Linked DNA regions of Mus musculus: regions 1, 3, 4 and 5 are each linked to region 2. The links are chromatin loops, found by intact Hi-C in ENCODE. Cell type or tissue: left cerebral cortex. All regions are shown on one strand.

What was found. Hi-C counts contacts between places; a loop is a spot of excess contacts. Peaks named below come from ENCODE experiments on the same cell type or tissue, not always from the same donor. Only the 100,000 strongest peaks of a DNase experiment are listed, where the experiment ranks them.
Region 1: it touches region 2 in a loop (8-fold over the local background); 35 of 42 quality-filtered maps call a loop at or near these places.
Region 3: a loop joins it to region 2, with 6 times the contacts of the local background. A loop is called at or near these places in 16 of 42 quality-filtered maps.
Region 4: it touches region 2 in a loop (9-fold over the local background); 16 of 42 quality-filtered maps call a loop at or near these places.
Region 5: it touches region 2 in a loop (7-fold over the local background); 18 of 42 quality-filtered maps call a loop at or near these places.

What each region holds. Positions count from the first base shown.
Region 1 is chr9:99,060,079-99,065,078 of GRCm38, reverse strand. Pik3cb (phosphatidylinositol-4,5-bisphosphate 3-kinase catalytic subunit beta) reads left to right here. Exons shown (of 24, transcript NM_029094.3): 13 at 871-1,059; 14 at 2,121-2,242; 15 at 3,205-3,348; 16 at 4,795-4,894. Among named protein-coding and RNA genes, the nearest start is that of Gm1123, 27 kb to the right of the region's middle. In left cerebral cortex, CTCF peaks have their summits at 686 (motif pointing left) and 2,361 (motif pointing left); DNase peaks (open chromatin) are centred at 663 and 2,341.
Region 2 is chr9:99,239,628-99,244,627 of GRCm38, reverse strand. Cep70 (centrosomal protein 70) reads right to left here and starts at 1,287. Exons shown (of 18, transcript NM_023873.4): 1 at 1,138-1,287. In left cerebral cortex, a CTCF peak has its summit at 2,373 (motif pointing right); DNase peaks (open chromatin) are centred at 441, 1,274 and 2,376; H3K4me3 peaks cover 2,107 bases; H3K27ac peaks cover 1,583 bases.
Region 3 is chr9:99,447,752-99,452,751 of GRCm38, reverse strand. No RefSeq gene overlaps it. Among named protein-coding and RNA genes, the nearest start is that of Nme9, 6.0 kb to the left of the region's middle. In left cerebral cortex, CTCF peaks have their summits at 2,418 and 2,627 (motif pointing right); DNase peaks (open chromatin) are centred at 2,294 and 2,684.
Region 4 is chr9:99,373,954-99,378,953 of GRCm38, reverse strand. No RefSeq gene overlaps it. Among named protein-coding and RNA genes, the nearest start is that of Esyt3, 18 kb to the right of the region's middle. In left cerebral cortex, a CTCF peak has its summit at 2,186 (motif pointing right); DNase peaks (open chromatin) are centred at 765 and 2,167.
Region 5 is chr9:99,137,585-99,142,584 of GRCm38, reverse strand. Pik3cb (phosphatidylinositol-4,5-bisphosphate 3-kinase catalytic subunit beta) reads left to right here and starts at 2,374. Exons shown (of 24, transcript NM_029094.3): 1 at 2,374-2,594. It also overlaps the pseudogene Gm2773. In left cerebral cortex, no CTCF peak of the experiment used is centred here; DNase peaks (open chromatin) are centred at 2,230 and 2,981; H3K4me3 peaks cover 2,270 bases; H3K27ac peaks cover 1,450 bases.

The sequences.
Region 1 (5,000 bases), 180 kb after region 2:
TGTTGATTCTAAACTAAGGTTGCTGGTGTTTTCCTTCTTGTGACAATACAGCTGAGCATGAGGAAAAGGTAACTGGCTTTCGAGAGTACGCCTCAGCTAACTGCTAAGTGGGATTGACAGCAGCCAGCCTCGGGAAGGAGAGAGCGAATTCAAAGCTCTAGAAAGACAGAGCCAGCTTCGGCAGGACGGGCTTTGGCAAAAGGCAGACATGTAGTCTCATGTACTGAGCTGGGAACAGACTGAGACCTCTGCCAGCGATAGTGTGTGTTGTTTTTTGATATTATATGCTACACATCTTCATATTCCTTATATGTTTGGGCTATCTTGGGGTAGGGAACTGAGGGTTGGTAGAAATCAGGAGATGGTGAGTTGGCTCAGGAGCGATAGTGTGTGTTGGTTTTGATATTATATGCTACGCATCTTCATATTCGTTATATGTTTGGGCTATCTTGGGGTAGGGAGCTGAGGGTTGGTAGAAATCAGGAGATGGTGAGTTGGCTCAGGAGATAAAAGTGCTTGCCACCTGGCATGACTTTAATCCCAGCACTTGGGAGGCAGAGGCTCACTAGCCTGATCTACAGAGCAAGTTAAAGAAAAAATTTAACTCAAACAATAACTTTATAAGCTATTTAAATGGTACAATATATTTAACCTAAAAGCAATAGTGCCATCTAGTGTTTGCACTTGGATTTTATACATAACTCATAACCTATTAACACAGAACAATGCAGACTTCTTAAAAGGAGCCACGTTAGTGAACCTAGTACAGAATTTCAGTTGGTAAAGCTCACAATTATAAAGTCATTGTATATAAATTTGCTGAACGGTTGCACAGTTAAATTCCATAATGGCCATTTTACTTTCTTAAAGAGTCGTGGTGGAAAAAAATTTCTTGCTGTGCTGAAAGAAATCTTGGACAGGGACCCCCTGTCTCAGCTGTGTGAGAACGAAATGGACCTTATTTGGACTCTACGGCAAGACTGCCGAGAAAATTTCCCTCAGTCACTGCCAAAACTACTCTTGTCAATCAAGTGGAATAAACTTGAAGATGTTGCTCAGGTGACAGAAAATTCCTTGTCCCTCCCTCTCCCATCTCTTCCTTCTCTCCCTCCACTTTCTTTCCCCCAAATAACAAGTGTGTGTGTGTGTGTGTGTGTGTGTGTGTGTGTGTGTGACTCTGATTTTGTGTAAAATGTCTTTCCGCAGAAGTATTTCCATTTGTTGGATGTTTTGTTTTGTTACTATGTAACCTTAGCCTCTCTCAAATGTCCAGTCCTCCTGTCTCAGCCTTTAAGGGCTCCACATCTCACAGAGCCATGGCAGAGTTCCTCTTCTGAAGACCTGGGTGTGGCCACAGCTATGTCTTCACATGCAGCTCCAGCTCTTGCCCAGGGAGTCTTGTCGTCTAATGTCCTGTAGCATTTATAACAGGATTTATTAGCCATAAACAGAATGTAGGCACTGTTCAGTTCTCGTGGACCACTCACTTTTATTTCTGATCTGAGGAGCTCGAGCTGTTCTGGCTAATAAAAAGTCTGTAAAGTAATAGATTTCTTTAAACATTCATCTAAAGGCAGATGGGCTTGGTGGTGTGTGTACCTTAAATCTCAGCACTCAGAGGCAGAGACAGGCTGATCTCTGAGTTCTAGACTAACCTAGTGTACAGACAGAGTTCCAGGACAGCCACAGCTACACAGAGAAACTCTGCCTCAGACAAACACATACATACATACTATACATACGTACATACATACATACATACATACATACATACTTTGTAGTTTTAAAATGAGTTATTGACTTTCTTAGTATATATGTCTTTACTTAGCTTGAGACTTGGCTTATTTATAGTTGTTTTGTTCTTAAATTATGCGGTGGTTAATCACTGTAGATACCTGCAGTGTCTTACTTTGTTTTTGGTAGGCACAGAATAACCTTTTAAACGTACACAGAATGTTTCAGAAACAAAGGCAACCTTTGTTAGTCTGCATCTGCCAGGATGTTTGAGGCATCAGTAGTTAAATTTTTTCCTTGTTTTGACTCATCTGTGCTCCCATGTGCCGGGAAAGGTAAGTTACTTTTGTCCACCAAACTTCTGACCCAGTTTTCATTTTAAACAGCTTCAGGCGCTCCTGCAGATATGGCCCAAACTGCCCCCCAGGGAAGCCCTGGAACTCCTGGATTTCAACTATCCAGACCAGTATGTCCGGGAATACGCTGTAGGCTGCCTTCGACAGATGAGGTATCTCTTTTCTGGCACCATCATGGGGCAAGGAGTTACCAGAGTGGGCAAGGAATGTGTGTGAGCACTGGTGGCCAGGTCTTGTGTGGGATCTTAGCGCCCTCTGCTGGCTCTGCGGTGCAGCCCTTACTGCTGCATGAACACTTTAGGTGTGGGAAGGCCACTTTCCCCTTTCACTACAGGACCGAGTTCTGAAACCTTGGTTTCCAAGCGCCTGCCCTTGGCCAACCCTGGAGGCCAGCACTTCTAAACTGAGCAGCCATGCCTCTGTCCCCTCTTTCCTTCCCCATAGTCTATTAATTGCCCCAAATAAGAAGGGTTGGTATTTTAGGATGGAGGCAAGTTTATTTATTTTCACATGGGATCTGCCCTTGAACTCACCGTGTAGCCCAGGCTAGCTAGTTGTCAAGCTCAGACTGATCTTCCTGTCCCCATCCTGGCTATGGTCTTTCCTTGCTTTTAAAATCAGATCTATTTTGAATAGTTTGATAGGCAGAAGGAACTATGTAACCTCTGTATTAGTCTGAGATGTAGAATCCTATGACTAGGAGAAGCAGCCTCCCACTTTATATTTGTTGTTTCTAGTAGCTATAGGTTTTTATAAGTGGACATGGAGAAACTTTGTCTCAGAACCCTGATGTCCTTATTGACCCCTGGAACCTATCTAGACAGATTCACTCCACCACATTGTCCTCTGAACACTGGTACACATACCACATACATCACACACACACACACACACACACACACACACACACACACAAAATAATTATGTTATTTGGGGGCAGTGGGCACGACTCCTGGCAGTTTTTATGTATAATCACGTGGTACAGCGAATGTAAGCACATGACAGGCCTGGTCCAGGAGACCCACGCACATGAGCCAGGGCATGTGACAGTTGGTAGGGAAGGGTCCTTTCATGTTACAGGTGGCTGAGTTTCTCTCCCTTTTGTTTCTTTCAGTGATGAAGAACTCTCTCAGTATCTTTTACAATTGGTGCAAGTTTTGAAATATGAGCCTTTTCTCGATTGTGCCCTCTCCAGATTCCTATTAGAAAGAGCACTTGATAATCGGAGGATTGGGCAGTTTCTGTTTTGGCATCTTAGGTAAGTCTTTGCTATTGCGATTTGATACCATGATGTTCTCTAATAACTAACCCGGTGTGATGTCAGACAGCCAGTGGACTAGCAGCAGCTTCTCCAGGTGCTTTCTGATCCATCCGTGACATTTACACTGTTTGGTGCCTTCTCTTATCTTTTGATACCTAAATTCTGTTTTCATCATTTGGCAAAGTATTTCAGGTAAGTATTCTATGATACTTTCTAGATTTTGAACTAAAACTAGTAACTGTTATATTGTAATATTTTCTAACAACTAATTTTTGTTTAAAAATATTGATTAAATATTTATACTGTGTGTGTGCTCTGATCAAATCTACCCCAGCCACTCCTCTCCAGCTCCTACTGTCATTTTTCCCTCCCAGCTTCATGCGCTCTTTCTTAAGAAATGTTTTTATTTTATGTACATTGGTGATTTGACTGTGTGTATGTCTGCTTGAGAATGTCAGATCCCCTGGGACAGGAGTTACAGACAGTTGTGAGCTGCCGTGTGGGTGCTGGGAATTGAACCCAGGTCCTCTGGAAGAGCAGTGCCAGCGCTTAGCCTCCCAGCCACCTCTCCTGCCCGTGTTTATGTGTGTGTTTGCTTTGTAGTGGCTGGGCTAGACCACAGAGCCGGCACGTGTGTGGTCATTTCAGCCTTCTTAACCTTTCCTCTCACACTTCTGTTCAAACTGCTTGTCAGGAAAAAAAACTTTCCTTTTTAACTAAGCTTTTAAAGAACTCATGGTCTGTGGTATTAATTTTAGCAGATTTTCCCTTACTAAAGTGGTTTTCTTGTTGATGCATATTTTTTATACTTTGTCTCCTCGTCCAATTCAGTACTATTTTAAACCCTCCAGAGAATGACAAAGTAAATATTTTTGTTGTTTTTTTTTTTAATACATACATGCCATTGTTTGAGAAAGAAAAGAAAACTGGGGCTGGCAAGATGCTTCAGTGAGCAGTGGGTCTGGCTGTGCAAACCTGCCAAGCTGAGTCCACATGAAGTGGAAGAGGAGACCCAGCTCTCCTCTCTTGTCCTCTGACCTCCATGTGCCCCCATGGCTAGTGCCCCACGCCCATTATACACTCAATGACAGTGGGAAAGGGGGACAGAAATGTGGTTAGGCTGACTGGCTCATTGGCGGCAGTCAGAGAGATTTTTTTTTTCCACCTGAGTCTCTCCAAATTCCTAAGTTACATTTCCTTTCCCTTTCAAAAGGCAGTTTAAAATGTGGGAATATTAGTTTTCTTTAAGAATTGACCACTAAGATCTCATAACTTCTGAGTCCTAACTGCGGTATGACCTCTTACTAGTAAGTGCTTGGGATGGCCAGCTCTCAGCTGGTTGGCATCAGAAGAGCATTCCATGGCAGAATAAGGAGGTCAGTGCTTGTTCTTCACGCTCTGAAGTGTTCGATTACAAACCTTTTCAGTGTTGCTTTTCTGCAGGTCAGAGGTGCACACTCCTGCTGTGTCCGTACAGTTTGGTGTCATCCTGGAAGCATACTGTCGAGGAAGCGTGGGGCACATGAAAGTGCTTTCCAAACAGGTAGGGACTTCTGTAATTCACTTTAGCACATGGTGATCAACCGAGTTTATCAAACGGAATGTCTCCAGTCACATATTTTATTGCCCTTTCGGTCACTTACCCTGAT
Region 2 (5,000 bases):
TCTAGAGAGCTAGTTCCAGGACAGCCAAGGCTACATAAAGAAATCTTGCCTCAAAAAACAAAAAACAAAAACAAAAAAAAAAAAAAAACAAAACCCCCATAAATATAATAGCTGGGTGTGGTGGTGTTTAGCTGTAACCCCAGCATTTCAGAGGTTGGAGGATCAGGAATTCAATGTCGTCCTCAGACGGCCTGCATGAAACCTTGCCTTAACGTGAATCAACAATTCAATTCCAACAACATTGCAACTTGCTCTTCACGGTTTACCATTTACTAGCTATTTACTATTTACAAAAATCCATGCAATGCACAAGATTGAAACCAATGCCTGCAGCGCTGATATGATTACAAAATAAAGTGGCAGGCTAGAGAGACAGCTCAGTGGGTAAAGGCACTTGTCCCAAGAAAGCTTGAGAAGCAATCCTCAGAATCCACAGGAGGCGAGAATTCTGTAACCCCGGGCCTCCTGTAGGGAGATCGGACTCTGCAGCTCTCCCCTCCATCCCCTACAGTATGCAGAAAAACAAAAGACCTTGTCTCAAACAAGGTAGAGGCAATGACCGACGCCCAAGGTTGTCCTCTTTCTCTACGTCTGCACCGTGGCGTGAACAATTATTGATTAGTTGATAATAGTGGGAACCTTGATTAGGCTTTGCTGTGTTTTTCACATTAATCAACGTGGACCCACATAAAGGCGGAGTCCTTAAATTTGTAATGAGTCTGACAGGAGGGGTACTCGCCTACCCTTTACTCCGCGATCTCCCACTTGGCTCCAAATCGCTATCACCTGACAGCGCCGCAAAGAGAACTGGAGCTAGCCCGGAACCCAGCCGATTCCATGTAGGAGTCTAAGCTCAGTTCCTGCTTCCTCTACCAGGTCGCACACCTTCAACACTCGGCTGGGAGAAGAGGTTGAGTGAGGAGCGAGGGACACAAAGCGACGGGCGGGCTCCCCGCAGGGAGGTCCACGCCCACACCTGCACGCGCATTTCCTAGCTAGCGCGTAGGAGCCGGGGCGACTCCATTCTGAGGGCCCTGGCTGGTGAGTGGGACGCTCCGGATTCCGGAGAAGCCACCTTTGGGCGTGCACCTGAAGGGGGCCCACGTAAAGTCCTCGGCGACCCCAAGCGCCACTCACCTCGGTCACAGCCCGTGGCTTCCACCGCGCTCGCCCCCGCGGCCTAAGCCCCGCCTACGCGACCGTTAGCGCAGCCAGGCTGACCAATCGAACTGACGCAGTCGATGGCCTCCCAGCGGGGCGGGACAACACCACCTGGCGCGCCGGGAAGGCGGGTCCACGCCGCGCTCTATCGTTAGCTCCGCCCACGGGGCGGGGCTTCTTCCCGCCTCCACTCCCACCGGACCCGGACTTGCTGCGGCTACTTTGTAGCAGGCGCTTTGACACTTCCTGGACGCTCCGCCTGATAGTCGCTCAGTCACCATGGTGTTTCTTTGATCCCCGAGAAGCTAGAAATACACACATTTGCGGTTGCAAGTGAAAGTGAGGCCGGGGCTGCCTTATTATCACTGGATGCCTGCGCTCCCTACAGCTCCCCCTCACGCCCTGACTGCGAGCCTTTTTCAGGAACTGTCTGCACGGGGCAACCCCAATAAGCATTTCTTGATAACATTTCACCTTCTCCTTGAATATTTTCAAAGGTCTACGAAGAACTGAGATGCCTGCCTGACGAAGCTCAGTCTAGATAGGCAGTTTGGGCTCCTGTTAGACACTGATAAGACTGGTTAATAAAGGGTTTGTGGCTACAGAGATAAAAGATTACATAAGGACATGAGGCACAACTCTTGCTTCAACTTTAGATAAGCTGAAAAGCCTTGAAAACGATCTATGGGCCTCCAGGTTAATTAAGTCAAGATCTCTAAAGTGGGGCCCACACGTCCAGAGTTTATATGGTTCCCCGAAGTGATTCTAATGTATAGCCAGGAGGGAGAACCAACTGTCCGCTGAGAAATAATTAAGACTGATTCTAAACCTGGTGGGGAAGAGGGACTGGAGATGTAGATCAGTTGGTAGAATTCAGCGTCCGGGAAGCCCTTGGGTTTGATTCTTCAACACGGCCTAAGACAGGCGAGCTGACACGTGCCTGTAATTCCAGAATTTAGGAGGTACAGGCAGATCAGGAGTTCAAGGTCATCCCTGGCTTTATAGCAAAAGTCAAGACCACCGGAAGCTACAGGAGGCCTTGGCTCAAGGAAAAAAATAAAACGAAGGTCCTTCTCCACTCTTTTCAAAAACCAAAAGTGGGTTAAGAAATCCAAAATATGTAAGGGAAAAAAAATCATGTTCGCAGTCTAAAGGATGACCTCGAGTTTTCAGGAATCTACCATCGTTGTCCTTGCAACTTACAGCCACACGGTGGCGGTATTGACAACAGGCATTTCCAGAAGGACTTGGGAAATGCAAGTCCCATCAGGGTCTTAGTGACCCTAATACATCAACTAAAGTGACTCTCTCTGGGTGGTCCAAGGGCACATCTCTTAAGAGAGTACTGCTCTCAAGCCCACGTTTAGGCACACAGTGAGTCTAAACTGTGTGTGTTCTCTGCAAACACATCCCAATCCCTCTATTCCCCCTCATGGCCCCTTCCTTCCCTTTCTATATCTGGATATTCACACTACGGAGCTGACAGATTTTCATTTTCAGCTTCCTAAGACAATCTAACTGCTTACCTTTTCCAGAACAATAGGGTGACTTTCCCAATCTTCTGAGCCAACCCATAGGCCAAACATCCGTGGGTTAGAATTACTTTTGATGTGAGTAATAAAAATCAAACAAACAAACAAAAAACTCAACTAATTCAAACTGCCTTAAACAATAAAGCAATTGATTAGGTCACACAACACAAACCCTAGAGGAGGGAGACGGAGACGTTGACATTGATTAATTCAAACCAATCTCTTTTTTTTTTTTTTTTTTTGGTTTTTGGTTTTTTGAGACAGGGTTTCTCTGTGTAGCCCTAGCTGTCCTGGAACTTACTTTGTAGACCAGGCTGGCCTCAAACTCAGAAATCTGCCTGCCTCTGCCTCCCAAGTGCTGGGATTAAAGGCGTGCGCCACCATGCCCGGCTTCAAACCAATTTCAATGGTTAAGTGGGTCCAGCTGCTATTAGTCTGTGCTGTTGAAAACATGATAAATTCATACTTATTTTCCAGCTGCCTACTTGGAGCAACCAAGACCACATACTTTCTTTTCCTATAGAAACTTCTCCAGTTTTGTGTTTTGTTTTTGTTTGTTTTATTGAGCCAGTTGGACCTGCCAGATATACCCTACCTCCTGATCAGTAATTGCCAGGGAGATGAAGAGGTGGCTCAAGCCTAAATCCCAGAAAGTAAAAAGGAGGCGCCACATTTTTAAATGGTTTCCAAAGTGCTAGTGCTTCTTCCATTATTTTGTTTCAGTCTTCATTGTTGTTTAAAAACTAAATTTAGCTGAGCAGTGGTGGCACACACCTTTAATCCCAGCACTAGGGAAACAGAAATAGTGGATCTCTGAGTTCTGGCCAGTCTGGTCTATAGAGTACATTCCAAGACAGCCAGGGGTATACAAAGAAACACTGCCTTGAAAAAATAGATATTTAGATAGATAGATAGATAGATAGATAGATAGATAGATAGATAGACAGACAATACCAAATTTGGAAAATCAGCCAACCCATTTAAAGAAGAGACCCAAAACAAAGCATAAACATATGACCTATCTCATGTTTTGTTTTGTGGTGAATGCATCTCCAGCTGCTCTCTTAAAGCGATAGTGTCTGTGGTCAAATTGGTGAGAAGCAGCTTATGAAGCTAACCATCATTCAGATACTTCCTGAAAAACCAGGAAAGCAATCTGAGACTTAGAACAAAGCCGCAAGCTCAGTCAGCCAGAACAAGGACGTTTCGTGTTTAAGTTCAAGACCTTTTGTGGTGCCTTGTTCAGACATGATTTCCTGCCATGTAGTCCTGGTAGGTAGATAATAAATGACTCTTCTTCCCACGGGTGTCCTGCCTCTGTGAAATAGTTACAAAACCAAGCCCAAACTGTCTCTCAAGTCCAGCATACCAGAGACTAGAGAGAGGAACTAGCTGGCTGAAGAATCATAGGTCACCTTGTCCAATTCCAGTGTAGATTTCACTGTAGCTTGGAGCGTGAGGCCCAAATATTAAATGCAATTCTTTTCTTCAAGCATAATATTCTTTCAAATAATATTATCTCTTAACATAAACCTTTCTTCTATGTGCCTGAATCCAAATATAAAGCCCGTAACTTCTGAAGGGTTTTTGGGTCCCTGTGTAAAATAGAATAAATATAATCACTGGACTGTTGTTAGAACTGGAGTCACATAGCAAGAACTTGATAGATTATGCCTTATTAGTCTTATAAAAAATAGCTAGATTCCTTGAATTTTATGAGAAAATATTATCCTTTGATAAGCTGTGAGCTGCGACCCCACTAGGCTTTCCTGCTCCTCCCATTCTGAGTTGTTTCTCAGAATTAAGTATTGATAAAAAGAAATCCAGAAGGGGGGCAACTAAGGATTAGGGAGGAAACCAGCCAACCTTGTGTCACCCCTGGAGACGTCCACTCTATACCACCACCGCCTTCATTCTTCCAATAGTCATTTATTATGTGTCTAATCTATAAATAAAAACAAATAACGAAGAGAAAGCTACTAGGAAGTCTTCTGGAGAACTGTAGAGGGATTCTAATTTGGCAACCTGGCTGCTCTGGCTGGAATACAGACGTGCCCTCAGCACACACCTTTAATCCCAAACAATGACGGTAAAGTCGGCTTGTAGAAGAAAGCATTCATGTTTGAAAATGATGCCTAATTGAGTGGCAGACAAAGTGACGACTCAGAGAAAGATTTGGCAGAATAGGATCTGCCCAACGCACAAGCACAGAGAGAGGAAAGGGAAGCTACTTTGAGGGGCAATGCAGAAAGACAGAGAGACAGTTTTGCTGGGACAGTTGTACAGAGACAGGGTGCAGACAGAGAA
Region 3 (5,000 bases), 210 kb before region 2:
GGCAGCTTGGAACTGTCCAGAGCCATCACTGTAACTCTGCCGCTTGTGTCTTACTCGCCCAGCTTCTGCTCAGAGCTCAGAGGTTGAGGAAATGGTTTCCACAACAGCAACGGGGGAACCCGGGAACCCGATCCTCAGACTTTAAGGCAGAAGATCCCCCATTCTGAAATCCTAGTATGTCAAAGCTGCATGACACTTTGAATAGTCACACAGCTTCACTTCACAAGTGAGCTACATAGAGGGACCCTGCCTCGAAGCCGGTGGGGGGGGGGGAGGAGGAGGAGGAGGAGGAGGAGGAGGAGGAGGAGGAGGAGGAGGAGGAGGAGGAGGAGGAGGAAAGATCTGGCTTGTCCTATGTGCACCTGAAGTAAAGCACTCTACATAGCAAACGCTCACCACACAACACTGGTCAAACCAAACTGTGCAGGGAATGGTGCAGGAAGGGAAACTGGTCACCACAGAGCACACAGATGAATGCCCAAAGAATCTGTATATATCCTGTGCATTTCCTGCAATGATTATCCAACAGAAAATAAGCTTGTTTCATCTTCTCTTGGATTTATGGTTTTATATTAATGCTCAATTGAGTCGTAAGGTTGCAAAGGCCCTTTAAGAGCTTGTGCCTTGGTCCAGATATTTATATAAAAAGTTGCCATTACCGGGTGCTCCAGGTAATTTATTTCTACATTATCACAGAAGGATAGGGCGCGTGGGCTCCTCAACACTGTCTCACATGGCTAGTAAGTGGAAAGTAGTCTTGATTGCACACCCCACTCCCACACCAGCCTCTCAAACAAGTGCCAGTAGCTAACATCCCTCGAGGCTTACCTGCAGGGCAATTTCCTTCTTCCTGTTTCCCATCGCTCTGCAAAGAAACCAAACAATTTCCTGGGGAATGAGCTGTCAGCAAGGTAGCTGCCCTACAATCTCTGGGCAAAGCAGCGAGGCCAGAGAGGTTCTATCAGTGTACTGATGCAAAATGACAAAGACATAGACTAACTCTTGCTCTCCCTCCTGTCCTCCTTCCTCCCGGGAGCCAACGGGTCACCAGGCTCTGGTGAGTGAGTGTGTGTGTGTGTGTGTGTGTGTGCTCCGAAGCCCCTTCACTTAGGAGCCGGGGAATGCCTGTGGGCACCACCAGCAGGTTGTCACAGGAGTGTCCACTGAGGAATTTGAGCAGATATAGAAAGTTCCGTAGTGCCTACAAATCCCGGAGAACTACTAGGAAACCACTTCTGTGAACGATATCACCCAATAGATCCCAAATACCGGACCTGGACGAAGCCAAAGAGCCTCCAACTCACTCTGCAGCGTCTTTGTCGTCTTGGCAACCCAGCACCCAGCCCTCCGCCGCCAGTAGGCAGCTCTCATTGGCTGAAGGGAATGCGGGTCTGGAGGCACTAAGGTAAAGATCCCACCCTTCCGTGCTTGGTGCACCTGGATTCCCGCCTCCTTCCTGCCTGTCTGCACCAGTTGGTGTGCAGCTTTCCATCCGTGAAATCCTTCAATTAGTGCCTCGCCTAAGATGGCTTTCCAGGAACATGAGAGCTGTCTTTTAAGTCTGCAAGTAATTGTGAATTCAGAATTAACTTTGAAAGTCAAGACTACACATTCCCAAGAGGTACAGATAGTGATGATTAATCCAAGCATATCAATAGTCTGATTTGATTAAAAGGCCATTAAAAGACAGAGACAAGGGGATGTGTGGCTGAAGAGATGATTCAGAGGTTATAAGCTCGTATTGGTCTCACAGAGGACTAGGGTTCGATTCCCAGCACTCACAAGGTAGCTCACAAGCCTAGTTCCAGGCGATCCTAAGCCTCTTCTGACTCCCTCATTTTCCTGGCACCCACCATACATGGTATACATACATATCTAGGGAAAGCATACACATAATACAAAACAAGTAAGTCTGCCAGGCGCTGGTGGCGCACGCCTATAATCCCAGCACTTGGGAGGCAGAGGCAGGCGGATTTCTGAGTTCGAGGCCAGCCTGGTCTATAGAGTGAGTTCCAGGACAGTTGGGACTACACAGAGAAAACCTGTCTCGAATAACCAAAAAGAAACCAAAAACCAAAACCAAAACCAAATAAAATCTAAAAATAAGAATTTAAGTGCACTGTTTGAATCATGTCTCTCCCCCCAAATGCATCACTTTGGGCTACCATGTTTTTTATGCCGTAATTTAAAGAAATGTTTTTTAGAGGGGAATGGGGGGCTTATTTATTTTTATATGTATGAGTGTTTTTGCCTGCAACGTCTGTGTTTAATGCTCACGAAGGTCAGAAGAGGGCGCCAGATTGCCAAATCCTGTGGAACTTGAGCTACCTATGGTTATGAGCTGTCAGGTGGAGAGCTGAACTGATTCCTAGGTCCTCTCTGGAAGAGCCGCGTGCTCTTAACCACTAAACTATCTCTCCAGCACCTGGAATTTGATCTTTTTTATATATGATAATATCACTCAGTGAGATTGTTCTGTCCAAAGCCAAATCTCTGGAAAACACCTTTTAATTAGATTTATGCCAAGAAAAACGTGTATTATTTTTGCTTTTTTTTTTTTTTTTTTTTTAAAGTCATACTTTGTGGCTAATGAAACGCTTTGGTCTGAAAGATTAAGTTTCTCCTGCAAGTCATGCTGTTTGCCACAAGGTGGTGGTTTGCTCACAAGAATCCCTGCTGAGGCCCAGATTAGCAAGTGCACCTTCATCAAGCCATTCAGAGCTGATGGGACTGTGTGGAACTAGAAGGAATAACCCAGCTAGGAGGTTCTTCTTCCACTGAAGCCAGGCAAGACAGCCGAGTTAGGAGAACAGATTCCACACACAGTCAACAGCTTTAGGAACAGCCCCCATTCCTGTTGTTCAGGACCCACATGAAGACACAGCTGAACATCTGCTACATATGTGGGGGGCGGGGCTGCTGGGGTGGGGGTGGGGTAGGTCCAGCCCATGTATGCTCTTTGATTGGTGGATCAGTTTCTGAGAGACCTCAAGGGTCCAGGTTAGTTAACTCTTTTGGTCTTAGTGTGGTGTCCCTATCCCCTATGGGACCCTCAATCCTTCCCCCAACTCCATAATGTGTGTGTGTGTGTGTGTGTGTGTGTGTGTGTGTGTGTGTGTGTGAGAGAGAGATACGGATTGGGGGGGGGGGGGGACTCCACTCTCTCAGAGGAGGAAGGGAGAGGGAGAGAGAGGGACTATGGAAGGAAGTGACCAGGAGTTGGGACAGAGTTTGGGATGTAAAGTAAGTTTAAAAACAAAACAAAACGAAACAAAAAAAAAAGCAAAAAAGTGGACTGTGAAGGCACATGCCCTTAATCCCAGCACTCCGGAAGCAGTGGCAGGTGGACCTCTGTGAATTCAAGGACAACCTGGTCTATGGAACAAGTTCCAGGACAGTCAGAGCTACACAGAGAAACCCCATCTCAAAAATCCAAAAGAGGAGGAGGAGGAAGGAAGAGGAGGAATTGGGAGGAGGAGGAAGGAAGGAGGAGGGAGGAGGAGGGAGGAGGGAGGAGGAGGGAGGAGGAGGAGAGAGGAGGGAGGAGGAGGGAGGAGGAGGAGGGAGGAGGGAGGAGGGGGGAGGAAGGAGGAGGGAGGAGGAGGAGGAGGGAGGAGGAGGAGGAGGGAGGAGGAGAAGAATTATTACTAAATACTACATCTTGTCTGGCCATGTGTCATCCTTCTTCCAGTTTTTCATTTTAAGTGATAAGGAACTAGAAACTCAGAAGGAGGATGGAAAACTTCTCAGCCCAAACAACTTGGCTAGCTCTCATATCTGCTACCTTCGCTTCTCTGAGCCTGGAAAAGGGGCAGCCTTCTTCAGCCTCGGTTTCTGAGTTTTAATGAGGAATACAATCCTTGACACCTAGGAATGCTCTAGAACACGCATCTCTGGACACTTCCAGCAGTGCTACTGCCGTGGAGTCATGTCCTCTTCCACAGAGTGAGATGGTGCTGGACAGCAGCTTCAGAAAAGGACCACAGTGGCTGCCCCACCACATCACTTGCATCCTGATGCAGCTATTGGATTAACTGTCCCCAGTCAGACTGGAAGACATGGATGGGTGCCACTCTTTTCTCTCATTATGTCGCCCAGGCGGGCCTTAATTTGTGATTCTCCACGGGGCTGGGATCCCAGGTATGAACCACCGTAGCTTGATGAACTACAATTTACCAGAATCGTTTGCCATATTCATAGCTGGGTTCTGTCCTAACAAATCTTCGCCTCCCCACAGGTCAATACTATTATTGTTTTCTATAAGTTATAAAAAGCTCCAATTCTTGAAATTTTAAGGAAAAAAAAATAATGAAAGTAAACAAAGTTACCTCTAGGGGCCTCTCGGGGCTGGAGGGATGACTCAATGGTTTTGAACATTCTCTGCTCTTGCAGAGATCCTGAGTTCAGTTTCTGGCACCCACAAGGTGGCTCCCAACTGCCTGAAACTCTACTTTCAGGAGATCCCATGGCCTTTCCTGATGACAGCTCTGGCACACATGTGGACATGTCCATATACTCAGGTGCACATACATACACATAATCAGAAAGGGTCACCTCTGTGTTTAGGCGTACAGTTCCCTGTCCCTTTAGTCCTCTGCTGTTGCTCAGGCTGGTTGAACTTATGAGTTCAAATAACCCTTTAGCCTCCCAAGTAGCTGCCATTCTAAGTGCACAGGACTCCGCCCACTTAATTTCAGGTTTTACTCGGATTCTTGTTTCTTACTGTGGTTGTAGCAAATAGCACAGAGAAATTCTTTGTGTGCTCTTCCGGGGGTTTCTCTCAATGGTAACAATTTTAAAAATTATAATACAGTATCATAAAGAGATTACTAGTGGTGATGCAATTTACTCATTCAGGTAGCCTGTGTACTGCTTGCTGTTTCTCTCTCTCTCTCTCTCTCTCTCTCTCTCTCTCTCTCTCTCTCTCTCTCTCTCTCTCTGTGTGTGTGTTCTATAAACATTTTATAAACTGCACAAGTTGGTGGATTCACTGCTATTCA
Region 4 (5,000 bases), 130 kb before region 2:
AAGAGGAACCCCCTTCCCCCACACCATACTGCACCTCCTTACCAAACATATTCCTCTCTTCTTCTATCTTTTTACAAAACAGTCCAGGCCAGAGAGATGTCTCACTGGTGGAAGGTTCGCACTTCACAGGTATGAAGATGTAAAGCTGGATCGATGTAAGAAGTGGGGAGTGGAACTTACTACCTTCTGAGCCAATTTACCGTCATCTCGTCATCTCGGGAAGTTCAGCTGCAAGCTCCTTCAAAAGGGTTATCTCACCTGAGCGATCTACTACCTATTGTATGCAACTCTGCCTTAGTTGCTGGTGACCTCAGAGAAGCATTTGGGATATATAGGCACAGGAAGACCAAGGGGAAAGGGGCTCTAACTGGCTCCAGGAGCCTCTCTTCTCTGCTGGTAAAGTGACCAAGCCCGCTCAATCAACAAGTTCTCCAGCACAGTAGTGAGGATTAAAAAGAAAAAAAGACAGTTAGACAGCATTGTAGCATGACCCCAGTCAATCCTAAGACTGAAGGCAAATTTCATTTTCCCAATCCGCTTTTTATACCATTTTAATTACATGCAAGTATGAAGGGTGAACAGTACAATAGGGAACCAAAGAGACCATAGTCAAGGAACAAGCAAGACAATAAACACAAAGCCATGATCGCTCCAGTGAGGCTGTTTCTAAGGATGATCAAGATAGCAGAGCCTACTTCTCTGTTCTACCCTAAAACCAGATTCTTACTTCCCTGTCCTTGGCAATGTCAGATTCCTGCCTGAGCTTACTTCCTTGTCATGGCCAATGTCAGACTCCTGCCAAGTAAAGACTTTCCAAGTGTGGCCTATTGAAGGAAAACCCCGACGCCTTGGTAAGTAAGTGCTCACTTGTGCTCTGTAAGGAAGACCACCAGATGTACTGGTTTCCCAGAGTGAACTCTAATAGAACAGTACCTTGGTTTGTCTTTGGGACTTTAGGAGGAAGTACTTACTTAGATAGAGGCAGAGAGAGAGAGAGAGAGAGAGAGAGAGAGAGAGAGAGAGAGAGAGAATAGAGACCAACCATGAACACATGGAGAGAGAGGGGGGAAGGGAATGGGGAGAGATGGGGGAAGGGGCAAGAGGACAGCGGAGGCAGGAAGAAGACAAGAGTGAGAGAGAGGAGGGGGCAAACAGCCCCTTTTCATAGAGGGTCAGGCATACCTGGAGGTTGCCAGGTAACTGTGGGGCAGAGCTTAGACAAAATGCTAACAGTGGTGGTACACACTTTTTCGAGGCAGGGTTTCTCTGTGTAGCCCTGGCTATCCTAGAACTAGGTCTACAGACCAGGCTAGCCTCAAATTCACAGCGATCCACCTGCCTCTGCCTCCTGAGTGCTGGGATTAAAGGCACGCTCCACCATTGCCTGGGGGTGGTGCACACTTTTAATCCTAGTACTGGGGAAGCAGAGGTAGGTGGATCTCTGTGAGTACTAGACCAGGCTGGTCTTTGCAGTAAGTTCCAGGCAAGCCGGGGCTATACATAAGATCCTGTCTCAAAAAGTAAAATAAACAAAATAAAATAAGCCCAGTAAAATCTAGGTTTCAGCCTAAAATCTTCTACCCCCAAAATTCTATTCTCTCCTAGGAAATAGAAATGAGAGGTTGGTAAAGATGATCTTTGCATCTGTAAGCCAAAGTGTGTCAAGGTCCTAGGTGAATCACAGTTAGGGTATGGTTAAATAACAAAATACTACATCAGCATAACAAAGGCTGGTGCTGCCAGTGTGCCTATAGCCTTAAAAAAATCTTCATTTCCTGAAACCTCCCAGCTCTGGAGGTTACAACCTCTTTTGAAAGACCTGGGCACCCCTAGATGTCACAGGCCTGTTGGCGAAGATAGACTGGGGACTCTGACTCCATCACTTGCTAACCCCCTAGGTAGTATATGCTCACTACTATCTCTCTGTACTGATGACTTTATGGGCCAGGGGTCTTTTCCTCTGATGCTGGAATCATATGACTACTCACCGCTAGGGCTAATGTGGGGATCAAACGGCCTAATGCGTTCTAAGACCCTAGCAAAGTATCCTGACCACGTGCCGACGAAGCTTCTCCGCATGCAGTATTTGTTATTTCTACGATCACGATCATTATTAGTATCTCTACTTGACAGTCTTTCTGGCCGCTTAAGGAAGCCTGGCAAGCTGGGACAGTGCCTGTACTGACCACCAGAGGGCGCCATTGTAGAGCGAAAAAAAAACCCAAAATCCAAAAAACAAACAAACAAACCATGCCCTTTCTCCTTTCTGTGGGATTTCCTAACCTTCTAAACTTCAGGTACCAGAGAAATATACATTTTGAGTTCAAGTCCACCGTTTTCATGTGTCAAATGTTTGTCAAAACTCCAGACCAAATTCTCATCTAGACAACTGCTCGATCAGCCTTCTGGAGCTAAACTTAGCCACCCCAGGGTAGCCTGGCACTTCTGGACACTTTGTGCCTAATCAGCTTCAGTCCCTCACAGTTGACTTCATGTGCCTTCTGGAGACTTTTCATACAGTTCTACATTCTACATATGGAGAGAGCGTCTTCCTTGAATCCAGCCAGCTTCTTCAGTTAGAAAATCATCCACGGCCCGGTAGTGGTGGCGCACACCTAGCACTTGAGAGGCAGAGGCAGGCGGATTTCTCAGTTCGAGGCCAGCCTGGTCTACAGAGTGAGTTCCAGGACAGCCAAGAGTACACAGAGAAACCCTGTCTCGAAAAACCAAAATATATATATATATATATATATGTGTGTGTGTGTGTGTGTGTGTGTGTGTGTGTGTGAAAAACCCAATATATATATATATGTGTGTGTGTGTGTGTGTGTGTGTGTGTATAAAAGAAAGAAAGAAAGAAAGGAAGGAAGGAAGAAAGAAAATCATCCACAGCTCCAATTTCCCCTGACCTCCCGCTTTCCTGCACACTCTAAATCCACTATCCAAGAGTGTTTGGTGAGGGCCACTTCTGTGGATGGAGCTTCAGAGACAGCTTCCTAAGTCCATGTCTGGGTCAGTAGCCTTCGAAGTGTAGTCCTGGTACAAAGGGCACATTCTTGGGGACTTGTAAAACATGGACATTCTCCAGGCCCACTGCGTCTCAGTCTCTGGGGCGAGGCTGGAAGGCTAGGTGGGGAGAACTCGTGGGGTAGCATGGGGTCGTTGAGGATGTCCTGGCTTGCATACCTCCCCACTTTGGGAGCGGCAGGATCCCTCCCACAGACAGGTGAAGCTGCTCTTGTATTGCTTCAACCGTCCAACTTATATTCCAACCCCCCCTCCCATGTTGGTATGGAACACTGTTGTGGCTTTAGCCTTCATCCTTGATGAAAAGATGTCATGTTTTGTTATCGTTGCTTAGCGAAGAGCCCTGACTTATGACAGCCCACTATCAGATAATGTGATTCTGCTGTGATACTGTCTCCTTCAAGGCTGGTAGATGTTGCCCTGGGACCCAGAAGGGAGGGGAGAGAAGGCAGGCAGTATTTTCTTTGCCCTGTGAAGCCAGCCCTGTATAACAGCAAGCGAAAGGAGAAGGTGATGCTCTGGGAAGGAGAGGCGCAGACCTACTTCCTAGGAAGCTCACCATCAAATCTCCAGGTAGGCTCCTGCGGGAAGTGTGAAGGGTTCCACTCCCCACGCTCATCCCCAAGAAAGGTTTTACAGTGCTCAGAATTGTCCGTCAAATGCAGGCAGCACACGTACTAAGGGAGAAAGAGAGACCTAGTATCTGAGACTACGGCTCAATGGCCATCTGTTAATAAGACCGGAAGCTTCTGGAATACACTTTATTTTATTTTAGTTATGTCTGTGTGTGTGCCCATGTCCATATCAGTACTCATGTGTGCACGTCCATTCGGAGGCCAGAGGTTTTAGTGTCTTCCCCAATCATGCTTCCACTTTTTTTTTTTTTTTTTTTAAAGACAAGATCTTTCACTGAATCTAGAACTCTTCAGTCCAGCTACACTCGGCCAGCAAGTCTTGGGGAATCCTCCTGCCTCTGCCTCCCCAGCAGTAAGGTTCCGGTACAAGCTCCCACATCAGATATCTTACATCAGTGCTGGGGAATCCGAAGGGTGGTTCTTGTGCTTGCATGGCAAGAACTTCATCGACCAAGCTCTGCCCCCCAGCCTTTGATTCTTTTTTAAATTCAAATGCATGTGGATTAAACAGCAGCCCCCAATGGCTCACTTTCTTCTCGCCAAGATAGCATATGACAAAAACAAAACAAAACAAAACAAAACAAAACAAAAAAACGGGGAAGATTAATTTTGTTCACAGTTTCAAAGGTTTCAGGACGTGCTTGCCTGGCCCCATCTCTCTGGCCTGTAGCAAGGCAGCAATTCATGGCAGGGAGCATGTGCTGGAGGCTTGTCACCTCAGGGCAAACAGGAGGCAAAGGAGAGAAGGGTGCAGGGTAAGATACAGCCCCAAAGGACTTTCCCTCCAGCCAGTCAGCCTCCTCCTCCTCCTCTTCCTCTTCCTCCTCTGCCTCCTCCTCCTCCTCAACTGCCTAGATCCTCCCAACATAGCACACCATTCCAGAACCAAGTGTTCAACCCATCAGCCTATGGAGGATATTTTATAGGCAAACCATAACAGGCCCCAAACAGATATGTCTACACCCCAAGCTCTAGTAAATGCAACCTTATTTGGAAATAGGTCTTTGTAGAAGTGGTGAAGGATCTCATGGGTTTGTCTGAATTTCAAGGAGTCCAATGACTGGTGACCTTATGTGACATAGGAGAGGAAATTGGAGACCAAGGGTAGAGGGGTTTGTAAAGACAGGCAGATGTTGCAGTATCTACATGCCAAACATGTATCTACATTCCATGGAACCCCAAGGAGTTCTAGAGTGATTAGAAGCTAAGAAAGAGGTGGGGCCATACTGGAGCCTCAGAAGGGACTAGTCCTGGGGCTGGAGAGATGGATTGCTCAGTGGTTAGTGCTTGCTGCTCTCCCAGAGGACCTGATTTTGGTTTGAAGCATTCACATCATCT
Region 5 (5,000 bases), 100 kb after region 2:
CAACAGCCCTGATCGTACCAGAACTTGTTTTGTAGACCAGGCTGGCCTTGAACTCTCAGAGGTCTGCCTGCTTCTGCCTCCCAAGCACTGAATTAAAGGTGTTGTCACCAGGCCTGGCTTTGCCTTTTCTTTTGTAGGGACATTTATCTTCGGGATTAGGTCGACTCTAAAGGAAGGATGAGCCCATTTCTAAGCATTTAACTTACCTAGATCTGCAAGCATTGTTTTTTCAGCTAAGGTCACATTCACAGATTCCATAAGGATGTTTCTTTGGGATGCATGCACTCCTATCTCCTGATTACGTGTCTCTCTCATTGCTAGGTTGGGGGTGGGGGATGGGTATGGGTGCCTGAACCTAGCTTTCTGGGGCTGACAGGCATTTAATCCCTTCCTCTAAAACAACACAAGATTTTATTGTAGCAAAACTTTTGAAAACCAGAAAACCTAATTATCTACTCAAATTATTACCCTCTAGCCAAACAAGCCACTATTCTGTTTGCACCCTTTCAAGCTATTGTGTATCATTTCAAGCTCAAAGCTTTTAAAACATGCAGGACTACAAATCAAAGCATGAATGTGTGATTAAGTCATTCATATACATCCAAAGTGCACTCATTCTTTATAAGGTCCCGATGACAAGTGGGTGAGGATCTTAGCGACAAAACAACGCGAAGAGGAATACATCACAGAACTCTTATCACACACAGACGATTCGAAACTCACTGGTGTACAGTCTAATCTCCCAGAGTAGCTTTTCCAAGTACTGCATAGCAATACTATCAGCAAAGAACAGTGTAAAGATTAGGCCTCGATCCACTCTTTGTCATAGTACATTCCTATTCTAGCATTTCCATCCCCGATATTCACAGAAACTTCACAGGTATTTGGCAAGCTTCTTGTTTTACTCTCTGTCTCTGTGTCTCTGTCTGTCTCTGTGTCTGCCTCTCTCTCTCTCTCTCTCTCTCTCTCTGTCTCTGTCTCTCTCTCTCTCTCCAGGTTTCTCTGTGTACTCCTAGCTTTCCTGGAACTTGCTCTGTAGACCAAGCTGGCCTCAACTCACAGATCTGCCAGCCTGGCTTGTGTCACCAACCCTTTCTGCTTGGTCAGAAAGCCATTGCTAGTCTAGTGCAAGATACTTTTGCTTCTGTGGTGGACATGAGACTGACCTTGTGGTGGAGGGGAAGGAAGAAGCTTGGTACAAGGGTCGAGGATCAACGTGTGAAGGTCCTTTACTGACATTTCTGGCTGTGAGCTCGCTAAATATTAAGGGGAATTCTATTCATTAGACATCTGAAAAGACCTGGGCTTCACAGTTGGGTTAAGCATTTAATGTCCCACTGGCAATGGGCTGAAGCCTCAAAAGCTCCACATAAAATTACTTGTAGAAACCCCAAACTTGTACAAGCATGGTGAAATAGGTTAACCTCTGTTTTTTGTTTTTGTTTTTGTTTTTTTTTTGAGACAGGGTCCCTGCTATGCAGCTTTGCCTAGTCTGCAACTCAGGAAGTAACCTAGCTGGCCTGGCAATGCACCTGCCTTCTGGTCCTGAATGCAGAGCTTTATAGGCATTAGCCACCACGCTTGATTTTTTTTTTTTTTTAAATCACTTAGTTACATCCGCAGAATCAAACTATTGTTTTGACACCTTGTCTCATTTTCCTTCTACTTGTAGATTCTATCCTAGACTACTTAAGTATTTGCTTGAATTGTTAGAGTGGCGTTAGGTTACAGTAGGTTTACTATATGTAAACAAAAAGACTACAAGTATCCCACGCAGGACCTCTTAGGCTATGTGAGTGCCCTACCGCTGAGCTCTATCCGCCGCGCCCAAGGTTTGGCTGACAGTAAGTGAAATTCAAGCGTCTCACTAAAGAGCCATGAAATTTCCCGACAGCAGGGAGACAGAGGCGAGAAAAAAAAAAAAAAGCGCTGGGCGAAGTGTAAGGTTTGGCAGCCAAACGTCAGCTGCGGTGGTGCAGAGACGAACACAGAAGTGTTTCAAAGGCTGGACTCTTTACATCTAAATGATCGTTCACATCGCAGGGAATGGAAGGCCAGCTGGGCCGTGGGAACAAAGGGGAGTCTGCGGAGAAGCGGAACCGGGAGGTGCAGGTTTTCCCGAAGGCGGCGAGCTGGGGGCTGCAGACACCGCAGTGCTCTGCGAGCCAACCCCAGCGCGCCGGCAGCGCAGTAGGAACGCGGCACCGACAGCCGCACAGGGCGAGGCTGGTGCTGCCTCCCCTCGAGGGGCGGGGCTTGCGCGGTGAGTGGGCGGGGCTGCCTGGAGGCGGGCGTCGGGGGATTGGCCCTAGAGGGTGGGCGGGGCCGGGCAGCGGGGAGGAGAGCCCGGGAGGCTCGCGCGCGCGCTCGCGCAGGCGCGGGCACGGCGGTGGCGCGCGCGTGCTCCGTCGGGCGGTGCAGCGGCTGCGACGGAGCCGGCCATGGTCGTGGGCGGTGGGCGGGTGTCGCGCTGAGCCCCGAAGGCAGCAAGAGACTGGGAGCGGGGCATGCGGGTGTCGGAGCCAGGCGGGCACGGCTGCGGGAGCTGCTGACGGCGCTGCGGGATCGGGAGCCGGTGGCGGCGCGCGGGGCAGGTGAGCGCGGGAGGCGGCGCGGGCTGCGGCGCTGGCGGCTCGGGCGGGCGCTTCCTGCCGGGCTCGGCCGCGGGAGCGCGGGCTCCGAGGTACGCGGCGCCCAGGCCTCGGGCGGCGGACACCGAGCAGCGGAGGGCGCCCGGTGGGCGACCACAGAGAGAGCGGGCGCGGCACGGCCCAGCCGGTGTCGGTGCGGACGCCCGGCGGCTGCGGACCCTCAGGTGTTTCGGCGCAGCGTTCACCGCACGATTCCGGGCTCTCCGGTTTCAGACCGGTCAGAGTCCCGGTGCTGCGGCTAACCCGTCCCGCGCGGCCTTGGCTGAAATACCCCGAGGAGACGTGAAGCGGGAACTGTGAATACTCACCTCCCGGGATTGCGGGAGGCCGTGCTAACCTCGCTGTAAGTGCTCGGTGGACGGGAGCTTTTGGGAGTCGCTCACTGCAGCATCCTTGCTGGCTCTGGCTTGTTCCTTCCTAGAGGTTGGTATTGGGGGCAAATTTATTTCCGAACCGCTCTAGTGTTGCAATAAGCTCAACTCGAGTTGCTTAACGAAGGAGCCTGTTATCTTACAGCGGCCAGAGTAGGATTCTGTAGTCTCTTCCTAGAATTCTGTAGTTTCTCTCTTGGAAAGGCTGACTTGGAAACCTGTCTTGGGTACGGAGTGAATTAGTGCTAAGAATCCTATCAGAATCAGAGTTTACACAACGTGGAAGATGGTGGTGGGACATGTTACCTGACTTACTTTGGTATTTAACCCATCTGAAGTGACACTTAAATTGTCACTTGTTACAGAGTATAAACACAGGAAGAGTATGGAAACATACTCCTTTTTTCCTGCATTGCTACATCCGAAGGGAGTGACAAGTGCTTTTGTAAACATCGTTGTGGGCAGTGTTACTTACTGTCTGGTGAAGTCATCATAATTAAATTAGATGAGTATTTATTCTGAAGTGCTGAATGGATGTTTGGGAATACCAGTCGTAATGAAATCTCCAAGGAGTCTGAGTTTCCAGGAGTTCATTATCACTTGCGGGTCTTGGTACTGCTTTGTAAGTTTTTTTGTTTTGTTTTGTTTTATTTTGTTTTGGATCTTTTGAGACAGAACCTTGCGGTGTTATGGATCTTTTGAGACAGAACTTTGCGGTGTTAGTCCTCAGTGGTCTGGAACTCACTCTATAGACTAGGCTGGCTTTGATTCATGCCTCTTTCTCCCTTGTCTTTGGATTACAGAACTCGGCATATCCAGAATAGATGTTAAAAGTTAGGGTGGCATCCACTTGTAGTCCCATTGCTGGGGAGGGGCACACAAGTAGATTCCAGGAGTTTGCTGGTAGACCTGCTAGCTTAGCAGAATCATGGCACCCTAGGCCAATGAGAGACTCTACCTAAAAAAATAAGATGTGTGGCATCTGAGGAACACACAACACACACACACACAGATTTTTAAAAAAGAAAGCAGAAGACAGAACTGTGTAGAAAGACTATATAATGTGTGAAAGATCAGGGTGGCTTGGATTAGGCTATTGCCCAAGTTTTGGAAGACCAAAAATCTGAAATGGTAAAATTGAAATTGTAGTCACTAAAGCCAAAAGGATTTAAGAAGCATCTTTAGTTTACCCTCGTGATTCACACACTGACTAGGACATTCCACCTTCAGGGTGTTTTTACAAAGTGGAAAAATCAGGTTGCTTTTCTTGTGCTAAAGATCATTGGCCTGACCACAAGTCAGATGTTGATTTATTTTATTTTATTTTTTAAAACTCAGGGCTTTTTATATCAGGGAAGTGCTTTATGCCAGAGCTTACCTGTCCCCAGCCCTGTTGTATACTTTAAAAAAAAAACAAAAAACAAAAAACCAACCCCAAACAAACCTAAAATGGAATATTGCTCTATCCTCAGGCTGGCCTTCGACTTGCAGCGTAGCTCCTGCTTCTTGCATCTCTGGGCAATTCTGCATCTCTCCACCCTAGTGCTAGGATTCCACCATACACCTGTAAACCACGCCTGGTTTTATGCTGAGCTGGGAATCAAACTAGCAGGCTTTCTGCATGTTAGTTAAGCACTTCAGTACTAGTTGGGCCACGTCCTGTCTCTGCCCGGGCTTCCCTTCTCTCGGTGTGTGAATGCTGAGGATTGACCCCAGGTCTTCACACAGGGTAAGATGCTCATAGCTAATGTCCCCAGCCCTGTTTTCCTGCTTTGGTTTTTATTTTTTGCAGGTGGATCAGTCCCTAATCAACTTGTTTTGTATATGCCAGCAAATTATATGGAAAGCAAAAGTGAATCCCGTAGCCTAGATGATTTTTTTTTACCTCTTCCCAAGACAGGGTTTCTCTGTGTAGTCCTGGCTGTCCTGGAACTCACCCTGTAGACCAAGGTGGCCTTGAACTCACAGACATTCCCCT